2 separate regions of the Homo sapiens genome follow, and region 1 is linked to region 2. Evidence: chromatin contacts called from ENCODE Hi-C or POLR2A ChIA-PET data. All regions are on one chromosome and are shown on one strand. The core of a region is the stretch at or near the end of the contact, and the rest is flanking DNA. Distances in the headings are between cores, read along the strand shown.

Region 1 (6,607 bases), core at 1,126-3,625, 150 kb before region 2:
TGCTAAGATGAACATGACCTTCTTCAGCAAATTTCAGGGTGCTTACTTCACAGTAGGCGCGAGGAAATACAGAAATATATCCGTAGCTTAAGACAAAATGCGGCATTAGAGCAGTTTTGAAGGAGAGATTGCTTTTAGTTGGGGGGGTGGGTATTGGGAAGGGCTTCATGGAGGAAGCATTTGAACTGGTACCCTGAAGCCTCTGAAGGATTTCATTATCCTGAAGGGATGGCCCAGTGTGAGTCCAAACAGCCCCAGTCAGGGAAGGGCAGGGAAAGCCAGAGTCTGTAAACCTCAGGTATTCCAGCTTGGCGCCTGGGGTGGATGGGAATTCCGGATGAGAAGCAGTTCACCTAGGATCCTGTAGGCAGCAGAGAGCCACCGAAGAGTTTCGTACAGGAGGTGATACCAGAAGGACTGAGGTCAGTTCCCCAAATGGAAGAGCACTGAGCCTCCTGCTGCAGAGGAGGGTTTGTCAGCAAAGCCCACCCCAGCAGCTTCAGGATGGAGTAGATCAGCTCTGGGGGATGTGGTGAGCTGCGTCGTGGGGTAACCTTTTGTTTCTTGCAGAGGCCAAACTGAGCAGTTTCTGGCAGTTGATTGTGGATGAGAAAAAGCAGGTTTTCACTTCTGAGAAATTCCTGGTCATGGCTTCAGAGGATGGTAAGTTACTCCATGCTTAGTTGAACTCGGGATTGAGGCAAAGTCTCTTTGGAAAATCTTCAGAGAGGACCCTTTCTTGACCAACCAGTCAGGTCTGCAAAAACCTGGGCCAGAGTGATCTGGCCAACAGCTTAGCTGTTGTGGGAATAAATTCATTCCTGTAGGGAACATAAGGTTAGGGAAATGGGACTTGGGAGATGTGTGGAGACAGAGCAGTAATGGCTGTGGAGCTACGACATGAGCTGTAATTATAGCTGATTGGGTAATTGGTGCTGTCTCGGAGGTTTTCTTGTGTTAAGGCAGCTGAGAAGCTCTTGTGGAGTCTGGCAGGCTCTACTCCCCCACCAAGAGACACAAAAACTACTGGTTTCTATCCTGGCAGAAAAGGAACAGTTGAATTTTAAATATGTGTTTAATATTCTACGTTGCCTTAGGAGTGTCTGCCACTAATTGGTGATTTGAAGAGTCGTTTGACTCATAAATCGCAACATCCCATTAATGAGCTACAACTGTTAGTCATTTCCTGGTTTTAGAAAAATTTTTAGCTAAATTTTGAAAAGGAAATAGACTAATGTAATTCAAAAATAGATACAAGAGGGTCTACATTGAAAATTATACCCCTGCTTTGATCTCTGGCTACCCAGTTCCTCGGCTATAGATAACCAATTTTATTAGCTTCTTCTGTAGCCTTGATATTTTATATATATGCAAGTAAATACCTGTATATGTTTGTTCTGTACCTTTTTTACACAAATGGTAGTGTGCCTGCCGTATGTACTGTGCTTTCTAGACCTGGAAATGAGTCCATATCAGTATATAATGAACTTCATCATTCTTTTTTTTTTTTTTTTTTTTGAGATGGAGTTTCGTTCTTATTGCTCAGGCTGGAGTGCAGTGGCATGATCTCAGCCCACCGCAACCTCTCCCCCTGGGTTCAAGCGGTTCTCTTGCCTCAGCCTCCTGAGTAGCTGGGATTACAGGCATGTGCCACTACCACCAGGCTAATTTTGTTTTTGTTTTTTTTTTTCTTAGTAGAGATGGGGTTTCTCCATGTTGGTCAGGCTGGTCTCGAACTCCCGACCTCAGGTGATCCACCTGCCTCGGCCTCCCAAAGTGCTGGGATTACAGGCATGAGCCACCATGCCCGGCCTCTTTTTATAACTCCATAGTAATTTGTTGTTGTTGTTGTTGTTGAGACAGGATCTCACTCTGTTGCCCAGGCTGGAGTGCAGTGACACAGTCATGGCTCACTGCAGCCTCGACCTCCCTGGTCTCAGGTGGTCCTCCCACCTCAGCTTCCTGAGTAGCTGGGACTACAGGTGCACACCACCACATCTGGCTAATTTTTGTATTTTTTTTTAAGAGACGGGGGTTTCACCATGTTGCCCAGGCTGACCTTGAACTCCTGGGCTTAAGCAATTCTCCTGCCTCAGCCTCCAAAAGTGTTGGTGTTACAGACATGAGCCATCGTGCCTGGCCTTAGTAATTTTTTTTTTTTTTTTTTGAGACAGAGTCTCGCTCTGTCGCCCAGGCTGGAGTGCAGTGGCGCGATCTCAGCTCACTGCAAGCTCCGCCTCCCGGGTTCACGCCATTCTCCTGCCTCAGCCTCCTGAGTAGCTGGGACTACAGGTGCATGCCGCCACGCCTGGCTAATTTTTTGTATTTTTAGAAGAGATGGGGTTTCACAGTGTTAGCCAGGCTGGTCTTGGTCTCCTGACCTCATGATCCGCCCACCTTGGCCTCCCAAAGTGCTGGGATTACATGCGTGAGCCACCGGATCAGGCATTTTTTTTTTTTTTTTTTTTTGAGACAGTCTCACTCTGTTGCCCAGGCTGGAGTGCAGTGGTGCAATCTCTGCTCATTGCAACCTCCACCTCCCGGGTTCAAGCAATTCTCCTGCCTCAGCCTCTTTGAGTAGCTGGGACTACAGGTGCACACCACCACACCTGGCTAATTTTTGTATTTTTAGTACAGACGGGGTTTTACTATGTTGGCCAGGCTGGTCTCGAACTCCTGACTTCAGGTGACCTGCCTGCTTTGGCCTCCCAGAGTGCTGGGATTACAGGCGTGAGCCACTGTGCCTGGCCGTAATTTTTAATTATTAAAAAAAAATAGGCTGGGGCCGGACACGGTGGCTCACGCCTGTAATCCCAGCACTTTGGGAGGCCGAGGCGGGCAGATCATGAGGTCGAGATCGAGACTATCCTGGCCAACATGGTGAAACCCTGTCTCTAATAAAAATACAAAAATAAGCTGGGCGTGGTAGCAGGTGCCTGTAATCCCAGCTACTCGGGAGGCTGAGGCAGGAGAATCTCTTGAACCCAAGAGGCGGAGGTTGCAGTAAGCCGAGATTGCACCATTGTATTCCAGCCTGGGTGACAGAGCAAGACTCCGTCTCAAAACAACAACAACAACAACGAAAACAAAATACATAGGCCTGGCATGGTGGCTCATGCCTGTAATCCTAGCACCTTGAGAGGCTGAAGTGGACTGATCACTTGAGGTCAGGAGTTCAGAATTATCCTGGCCAACATGGTGAAACCTCGTCTCTACTAAAAATAGAAAAAAAAAAATTAGCCAGGCTTGCTGGTGGGCTTCTGTAATCCCAGCTACTCAGGAGGCTGAGGCAGGAGAATTAGTTGAACCTGGGAGGCGGAGGGTGTAGTGAGCCAAGACTGCACCACTGCACTGTAGCCTGGGCAACATAGCGAGACTCTGTCTCAAAAAAAGTAAAAATAGGCTAGGTGCGGTGGCTCACGCCTGTAATCCTAGCACTTTGGGAGACCGAGGCAGGTGGATCACCTGTGGTCAGGAGTTCAAGTCCAACCTGGCCAACCTGGTGAAACCCCGTCTCTACTAAAAATACAAAATTTGGCCTGGTGCAGTGGCTCACGCCTGTAATCCCAACACTTAGGGAGGCTGAGGCAGGTGGATCACGAGGCCAGGAGATCGAGACCATCCTGGCTAACATGGTGAAACCCAGTCTCTACTAAAAAATATAAAAAAATTAGCGGGTGCCTGTCGTCCCAGCTACTCGAGAGGCCGAGGCAGGAGAATGGTGTGAACCTGGGAGGCGGAGCTTGCAGTAAGCCCTGAGATCGTGCCACTGCACTCCAGCCTGGGCGACAGAGCGTGACTGTCTCTCAAAAAAAAAAATATATATATATATATGTGTGTGTGTGTGTGTGTGTGTGTGTGTGTGTGTATATATGTGTATATATGTATATGTATATATATGTGTATATATGTGTATATGTGTGTATATTATATATAAAATAAATAAAAATAGTATATACTTTACTGATTCCAAAATACATGTGTGCATAAGCAAAAAAAAAAAAACAAGCTGTAATTTCACTTCGAGTGATAATCACATTTATATTTTGGTGTTAATTTTCAGTTCATTCCAGTTATTTCTGGGTATTGGTATGTATGTGTACACTTAACTATTTTAAAAACACTTCCATTCCTTTTCTTCCCTCCAAGCCCTGTGTACTGTGTTGCATCTGACAGAGAGACTTTTCCTTGACCACCCGCATAGACTCACTGGCAACAAAGTTCAGTACGTGAGGCTGGCTTACCTTTTCTTTTGGGCCAAATGAGGCAAAGGCTGGCAGGAACCCGAGAAAGGGTGTGTGGCAGGTGGAAGGGTTGGCTGTGGAAAGCCCTGCTCTTGGCCTTCCCCCAGACCTGTCTGTCCCTGTGCTTGCAGGCAGTACCACCGGGCTCTGGTGGCGGTGCTCCTGAGCCGCACCTGGCACGTCCGCAGGCAGGCTCAGCAGACAGTTCGGAAGCTGCTGTCCTCTCTTGGGGGCTTTAAGCTGGCGCACGGACTCTTGGAGGAGCTGAAGACTGTCCTCAGTTCTCACAAGGTGAGGGCATCTGGGCTCTAGAACTGGGGCTCTTGGATCCACTTAGCTGCCCCTGCTTACGATGTGGGGTTTTGGCTGGGCCACTCCCTGGGTGTTCTTTCTTAATCTGTGTGATGCCAGCATCTTCTGCTCTGCCGTCAAGCTCCAGTAACATCTTTCATAGGATTCCTTTTCCTTTTCAGAGACTTTTTTTCACATGTAGCTTAACCTTTTTTCCAGGGTTTTTGGGGTTTTTGTTTTGTTTTGTTTTGTTTTGCTCACTGCAACCTCTACTTCCCAAGCTTGAGCGATCCTTCCACCTCAGCCTCCCAAGTTGCTGGGACTATAGGTGCACACCACCTGCAGTGGCCGCTAATTTTTTGATTTTTGATTTTTTGTAGAGATGGGGTCTCGCCATGTCGCCCAGGCTGATCTCGAACTTCTAGGCTGAAGTGATCCTCCTACCTCGGCTTCCCAAAGTGTTGGGATTACAGGCACGAGCCACCGTGCCCTCCCCCTTTATCCTTGATTAATTGAATAACACTTTATGTTTTTAAAGCACTTTGTACTTTTTAAAGCATTTTCTACCCATTTTTTCCTTTTGATTTTTTTTTTAACAATGCGTTTCAAAGGCAAATAGGGCTTGTTATTCTTGTGTCATATGAATTGACCAGGGTTCTAGGAGTTCAAATGACTTGCACAGGGTCTCCCCCGACGGAGGGAGACCCTCAAAGACCTGGCTGTTATTTCTGTGCTCTTTGTGCCGTGTTCCACTGCTTCCCTCCCTCCCAAAGCCTGTTGAGGAATGTGGGCCAGTGACAGACTTGCCACCACAGGCTGGGTCTCCTGGACCAGTTCCTGGTGCCTTCTTTACCCCTGCAGGCTTTTTAGATGCAAAGCCACAGGTGCTTCCTTCTTCCAGGCACATCTCACAGCCTGTGGGTCCCATTGCAGGAAGCTGGGCATCCATTTCTACTCCAGCAAGGACCCCAGGGAAGAACTGAGTGAGGGGCCGCTGTGTCCGTAGCATATTTGGTTCCTGTGTTCCAAGCCTGCACAGGGCTCTTAGCAGTATTATCTCATGTGTCTCCACACAGGTGCTGCCCTTAGAGGCTTTGGTGACTGATGCTGGAGAGGTGACTGAGGCAGGCAAGGCCTACGTGCCTCCACGGGTCCTGCAGGAGGCTCTGTGTGTCATCTCCGGTGTGCCAGGGCTCAAGGGTGATGTCACCGACACTGAACAACTGGCCCAGGAAATGCTGATCATCTCCCACCACCCATCCTTAGGTCCGTGGCTGCGGTGGGTGTGGGAGAGCCCAGAGCTTTAGGGGATGGGGTAAGAGCAGGCCAGGCAGAAGGCCTCAAAGAGCTCCCTTCCCCTTCAGTTGCCGTGCAGTCTGGACTTTGGCCAGCACTTCTTGCCAGGATGAAGATCGATCCTGAAGCCTTTATCACCAGGCACCTGGATCAGATCATTCCCAGGATGACCACACAGAGTCCCCTAAACCAGGTGACGGGCACATGAGCTGGTCTGGCCTCAGGTCCGGGAGGGGGCCCTCTCATCACAGTGTACAGGAAGAGAGGATTCAAAGAAGCAGGTGAAGATGGATGAAATGTAGGCTTGGACCCTTGGTTGCACGTGACAGAAATGTAAACTGGTTTAAGCACAAAAGGGAACTTACTGCCTCATTTACCTGCAAAGTCCAAGGATATGACTGGCTACAGGGGTTCACATGTTGCCCTTGGAACATTGTAGGTGATGTCTCTCTTACTCTGTCCCATCCATCTTTGTCTGTTGTCTCTGTTTTCCACGATGTGGGCTCCATTCTCAGGCTTTCCCTTTCTGGTAGCACAAGAGCTGCTAGAGTTCCAGGCTTTGTCTTGCCATCAGCTCCTAGGGGAATAGCTTGCATATTTCAATAATGTCTACTGGCTTGGGGTCGCTTTGACCCTGATTAATCTGACTTGGGTGCCATGCTCATCTCTGCACCCATCCTTCTGTTCTGGGTCACATGCCTACCTCTGGAAAAAGTGAGGGCAGCTCCACCTGAACCACGGAGATTGAGAATTGGGAAGGAGTGTATCACCTCACG
Region 2 (6,438 bases), core at 3,367-5,866:
AAAAAGTTTGTGAAAAGCAGACTACTATTAATCTCACCTAATTCAGGTTAAGTTAGAATTCTCAGCTGTTGGCTCCACAGCCTATACTCGATTAAATCATACTGCTTTCTACTAATACTAGCTGCCACTAATTGAGCAACTATTATGCGGCCAAATCTTGACACATTTTCTTTTTTTTTTCAGGCAGGGTCTCACTGTGTCACCCAGGCTGGAGTACAGTGGTGTAATCATAGCCTACTGCAACCTTGAACTCCTGGGCTCAAGTGATCCTCTTGCCTCAGTCACCCAAGTAGCTACAACTATAGACCTGTGCCACCATGCCCAGCTTATTTTTAAAAAAATTTTTGCAGAGACGGGTCTTGCTATGTTGCCCACGCTGTTCTCAAACTCCTGGGCTCAACCAATCTTCCTGCCTTGGGATATATTTTCATTTAGTCTTCAAACAACTTTATGAGGCAGGTCTCCATTTTACAGATGATGCATAAAAAGACACAAAATAACTTACATTTATTTCTAAACAAGTCATCTGGATCAGTGGCTCCCAACTTACAAACCATGAATCCTTTGGGGACACCGAGTTGCTTTAAGAGCACTGCCTCTATACTGAACACATCATGTTAATACACGCTGTTTTGATTCTAGAATATAAATCCTTTTAAAAGTATTACTCAATCCCTGTGTTGTTTTATCAATCTGCTGATATAAAACAACATCTAGGCTGGGCACGATGGCTCACGCCTGTAATTCCAGCACTTTGGGAGGCCAGGGCAGGCGGATCACAAGGTCAGGAGATCTAGACCATCCTGGCTAACACAGTGAAACCCTGTCTCTACTAAAAATACAAAAAATTAGCCGGGTGTGGTGGCGGGTGCCTGTAGTCCCAGCTACTCGGGAGGCTGAGCTCAGCAGGAGAATGGCATGAACCCGGGAGGCAGAGCTTGCAGTGAGCCGAGATCGTGCCACTGCACTCCAGACTGGGAGAGAGAGCGAGACTCCGTCTCAAAAAATGAAATAAAATAAAGTAAAATAAATCTATTACCATGTGAAGGTCTACAATTTTTTTTTTTTTTACATACTAAAAAGGAGTCCTCTTGTGGAGAAACTGGAACTCTCACGCATTGTTGGTAGGAATATAAACTGGTACAAGCTTCTTTGAAAATAAGTTTGGCGGTTTCTTAAAAAGTTACAGACAGGACAGGTGTGGTGGTTCACACCTGTAATCCTAGCACTTTGGGAGGCTAAGATGGACAAACTGCTTGAGCCCAAGAGTTCAAGATCAGCCTGGGCAACATGGCAAAACTGTCTCTACAAAAAATACAAAAATTAGCTGGGCATGGTGGCACATGCCTGTAGTCCCAGCTACTTGGGAGACTGAAGTGGGAGAATCACCAGAGTAGTGAGCCATGATCACGCCACTGTACTCCAGCATGGGTGACAGAGTGAGACCCTGTCTCAAAAAAAAAAAAAAAAAAAAAAAGGTTACAGACATACCATATAGCAATTCCACTCCTAAATATCTACCCAAAAGAAATGAAAGTGTAAGTCCAAAGACTTGTACATGAATGTTCCTAACAGCACTATTCATAATAGTTGAAAATTGGAAACAATCCAAATCTCCATTAACTGGTTATGGATAAACAAAATGCAGTATATTCACACAATGGAATACTAAAAAAGGAACTATTATGTGCTATAACACGAGTGAACCTCACAGACGTGATGCTAAGTGAAAGAGGCCAGACACAAAAACTATATATTGCCTGATTCCATTTATATGAAATATCCAGAAAAGGAAAATCAATACAGACAGAAAACAGATCAGTGTTTTCCTGGGGCTGCGGGTGGGGACAGGAGTGAAGACTGAATGCAGAACGATATGGGGGAACTTTTTGGGGTAGCAGAAATGTTCTAAAATTGGATTATGGTGATGGCTGCACAACTCTGTACATATGCTAAAAATTGAATTATACATTTACAGTGGGTGAATTTATAAACTGTAAATTATACTTCAATAAGGCTGTTTCAAAATATTGTAGAAGGTCATTGGATTAGGTTTTAAAAAGGGGGTTCCTTACACTGAAAGACTGGGAACCAGTGATCTGGACAATGGAAAAGGAATTCAGCAAGATTAAGTATATATTAAGAGAAGTGAAATAATTCTCTGGGTGGGTTCAACCTTTTAGTAAATGGTCAAGTTTGCTATACATTTGAACCACAGAACTAAGTAACATATGCTTAGCTGGCTTGTGAATCTAGTTCTAACACATACGAAGTTTCCAGATAAGGTGCTCAGCCCTGTGGGGGAGGTGCCCTGAGTGCACAGTCCTTGACTCAATGGAGTCAAATACATGAATTAACCGTAAGAGATGACAGAATGTAAATGACAAAAGAAAGGGACTAAAGCACTCTAGTTGGTAAGTAGGAGAGATCAAAGCTGGTGGGAGAAGAACAGCAAAGTTCTCATGAAGGAAGTGGCAACTGAGCCTGGCCTTCAGGACTGGGGGAAATTCCAACGGTGGTACAAGTAGAAAGAAGAGGCAGGGCTGGAAATGTGTGCTAGGTCCAGAAGGTACAGGGCTTTGAATGCCATGCCCTTTCTTATTTGTTATGCCAAGGGAGTCCCCTAAATGCAGTAAGAGTTGTTTAGAGCTTCCAAAGAGGAAGGTATCTGACAATGGGAAAAAATGGAGGAGCAGAGCTTAAAGGCAAGGAGATGTTTCAGGTTATTGCATAAAGTTAAGAAAGCTTCAACAAGCTTTCCCTTCCCACTGCAAGTGGGAAGGGGCAGACTCTTGAATTCTCTGGTCTTGGGGCAAGGGAGGGAAGATCCATCTTGAATTATGTGTCCTCTCTTGAGGGTTTCAGCTTTGTCACTTTCCCTGACTCTCATAAGATTTGTCTGTCTCTCCCACTGACAGTTAAAAGTCCATAACCTATAACTTTAGCAGACTGTATTTTCAGAAGACATGTTTTCACTCATTTTTTTTTCAAACAAAGGATTCTATTTGGTAAATAAATTCCTTTCATTTTAGGGAAGTAACATGACATACAAATAATTTTTTTTATTTTTTAATTTTTTTTTAGAGATGGGAGTCTCACCATGTTGCCCAGGGTGGTCTCGAACTTCTGGGATCAATCCTCCCACCTTGGCCTCCCAAGTGTTGAGATTACAGGTGTAAGCCACCACACCCAGCCAAGAATGGTTTGCTTTTTTTTTTTTTTGAGATGGAGTCTCGCTCTGTCACAGGCTGTAGTGCAGTGCCGTGATCTCGGCTCACTGCAACCTCTGCCTCCTGGGTTCAAGCGATTCTCTTGCCTCAGCCTCCTGAGTAGCTGGGATGAAAGGCACGCGCCACCACACTTGGCTAATTTTTGTATTTTCAGTAGAGACGGGGTTTCATCATGTTGGCCAGGATGGTCTCGATCTCCTGACTTTGTGATCTGCCCGGCTCAGCCTCCCAAAGTGCTGAGATTACAGACGTGAGCCACTGCACCGGTGCAAGAATGGTTTTTTAATTCAAACTCTGCTGGTTTTCAAAATAGATGTTACTTTTGAAAGATGCCTCAATCCGATGCTACATTAAATTTTATTTTGGTTTTTGAGGAATAATTCAAATACTAAGCAGAATGCAAGGCTTCGAGTTGACTTGAAGTAACTGGTAGGTAGGTTCTATGTAGGGCTCCTTTTAAATATTGAAGTTCTTCTTTAATAATAGCTTTCTGTCTGCTAGGTTTTTAAGTAAACAGACTGCATAAAACAAAACATGATCGTTTAAGTAAACAGAATTACTTTGCAAAGATTTTTACACCTTGTTTTTCAAAGATTTTTTATAACACACATTTACCTAAACCACAGGTTTACTGGCTGTGACCTTAGATGAGTCACATCCTCCTACGGCCTTAGTGCTTTCTTCAACTGTGAGATCAAAAGGTCAGACTAGACAAGAGCTAAATAACATGGGTTAACCTTGCCCTTCAACAACTGTAATATGCGGGGGTTTCCACCATCTTAAAACACTATGCTAGAAATCTAAAGTCAAATTAGTTATTACCTACATTTCAGTCTTCAGAACAAATCAATGAGACTTTTCTGGATCCCTGCCATAATATGCATGGCACTAAGTGTTGTTGGGGATAAAAACTGGTTAAAGGCTGGACACGGTGGCTCACGCCTGTAATCCCAGCACTTCGGGAGGCTGAGGCAGGCGGATCACTTGAGGCCAGGAGTTCAAGACCTGCCTAATCAACATGGCAAAACCCTGTCTCTACTAAAAATACAAAAATTAGCCAGGCGTGGTGGCGGGCACCTGTAATCCCAGCTACTCAGGAGGCTGAGGCAGGAGAATCACTTGAACCCAGGAGGCGGAGGTTGCAGTGAGCCGAGATCGCGCCACTGCACTCCAGCCTGGGTGATAGAGTAAGACTCTGACACACACACACACACACACACACACACACACACACACACACACTCTGGTTAAAGACATAGTCCCTGCAATTCATGGTGTCTAAAACCTAGCAGGAGAAGAAATATAATCATGTGACATTAAATGACAATAAAATTTGGACCACAGGCTTTATAATTTTTTTTTTTTTTTGAGATGGAGTCTTGCTCTGTCCCCCAGGCTGGAGTGAAGAGGTGTGATCTTGGCTCATTGCAACCTCCACCTCCCAGGTTCAAACGATTCTCCTGCCTCAGCCTTCTGAGTAGCTGGGACTACAGGCATATGCCACCAGACCCGGCTAATTTTTTTTGTATTTTTAGTAGAGACGGGGTTTCGCCATGTTGGCCAGGCTGGTCTTGAACTCCTGACCTTAGGTGATCCACCCGCCTTGGCCTCCCAAAGTGCTGGGATTACAGGCATGAGCCACCATTACCGGCCCACAGGCTTTATAACTTAGATAAATTAAGAGTTTGACAAAAAGCATTCCCAAATGTCCCTACCACTGAAGGCAATGTAAAGGATAATGATATTCCATGTATAGCCCACCCTATGGGAGGTGGGGTGCTGGTCTGTGTAGGGAATGAGCTGGACACAGTATAGCAGATCTTATATTCATATTTTATAATCTGTTAGTTCCATTTCTGCAGAATTATAATGGAATAAAGGCTTTCCCCTTCCTTTCCCTTCCCTTTCCTTTAAAAAAGAAAAAAAATACATAATGGAATAAAGGTTCTAAGTGGTGGACTGTTTGAGGGATTCAGCTAATACCTCATGTCCTTAATTCATATATGAGAACACATAGAATTGATATCTATTACTTAGATCTTATCATTAATGTAAAGGGAAAGACATATGCTAAAACATCTCTGACATCATAGTTACATCTTGCCCGCCCTCTGAGCCTGACCAGGACAGTGTCATAGGAGGAGGTATAACTGGTATCCATGGCAACATCACCAGACTGGGACAATGTGAAAAGCCGTAACCTAGCAACTGATGACGAGAGGTGTGTATAGGGGGAATTCTTACAGTTCTGCAAATGACAAACATGCAGCATTGAATGCAACTAATCATACCAGGGCAATGCGGAAAATCTGACTTATTCGTGGAGAATTACAGAATGTCAACCTCATAAAACCTTAGTACTATGATGCATAATTTTAAACAGGAAAATCACATAAACACCTCCTCATTCCCCACACCGTCAGTCGTGTGCAGGGAAAGTACCTTATGTGTCATGACTGGAATGGAAAATAAATTTTGTTGTGGCACCAATCATCTCAACCTCTCTCTATTTCTCATTACACAAAGGAGTAAATTTGGGTGAGAGGAGAAGCCGCCCTCGGTCCCAGAGAAGGATGAATATGTTCTGCATGCAAAGGCGGCAGCATTACAAAGTTACCAGACATGATATACCACATCATGTGAGACTATCTCTCTACTAATTTTCTTTCCAACAGAGATCGCATACGTACATGTGGACATTTAGAGAGCGAAGGAATCATCTCGTTCAATCTCCGTGTTTTACTGACAGAAATTGAAACCCAGAGTGAGGATTTATTCAAAGTCAGAAAATTAGTGACAGAACATGGGCTAGAACCTAGGTCTTCTGTTTTCCAGGTCAATTCATTCCATTAAAGCACAATGCTATTCTTCCTCATGTTTAAACAGAAATGCTGTTGGACTTTATGGGAATGAGAAAAAAACCTCTATTATGTAAAGCCATTGAGAGCTTAGGGTTTATGTATTATAACAGTTAATGTTATTCTACCTAATATAACCATGAAAGGGTCTATCTCACCCTAAGGCAATCCCTGAAAAAGATACCAACTTTTTTTTATTTTGGGGATTCTGGATCAAGTTATAACTTCAAAGGAATTTACCCAACTCTGTGATTATCAAAGATATTACCTGAGTACAAAAAGACCAAACAGCTTCTCTATCTGGGATAGAATGGTGAATGTGTACCAAAAAAGGTGATACTGTTACAACT

The links. A loop is a pair of places that touch in the nucleus more often than their neighbours do. ChIA-PET counts read pairs that join two places held with the same protein, here RNA polymerase II (POLR2A). Pooled maps may share reads with other maps.
Region 1: a pooled map shows a loop between it and region 2 (4-fold over the local background). The contact joins two enhancer-like sites. A Hi-C loop is called at or near these places in 3 of 50 pooled maps. POLR2A ChIA-PET finds 5 or more read pairs at or near these places in 5 of 52 experiments (GM12878, PC-9, T-cell and 2 more).

What each region holds. Positions count from the first base shown.
Region 1 is chr12:120,162,264-120,168,870 of GRCh38, reverse strand. GCN1 (GCN1 activator of EIF2AK4) reads left to right here. Exons shown (of 58, transcript NM_006836.2): 16 at 571-663; 17 at 4,150-4,225; 18 at 4,376-4,535; 19 at 5,612-5,801; 20 at 5,900-6,024. Among named protein-coding and RNA genes, the nearest start is that of MIR4498, 10 kb to the right of the region's middle. RefSeq lists an enhancer at 1,890-1,939. Within about 2 kb of position 2,375, at least 3 of the 41 ENCODE cell types and tissues checked have a DNase peak (open chromatin) inside an H3K27ac peak, as active enhancers do; they include GM12878, where a contact is called at or near this core.
Region 2 is chr12:120,011,474-120,017,911 of GRCh38, reverse strand. The region is part of intron 2 of BICDL1 (BICD family like cargo adaptor 1); the gene reads right to left. Among named protein-coding and RNA genes, the nearest start is that of BICDL1, 25 kb to the right of the region's middle. RefSeq lists an enhancer at 5,252-5,331. Within about 2 kb of position 4,616, at least 5 of the 41 ENCODE cell types and tissues checked have a DNase peak (open chromatin) inside an H3K27ac peak, as active enhancers do; they include GM12878, where a contact is called at or near this core.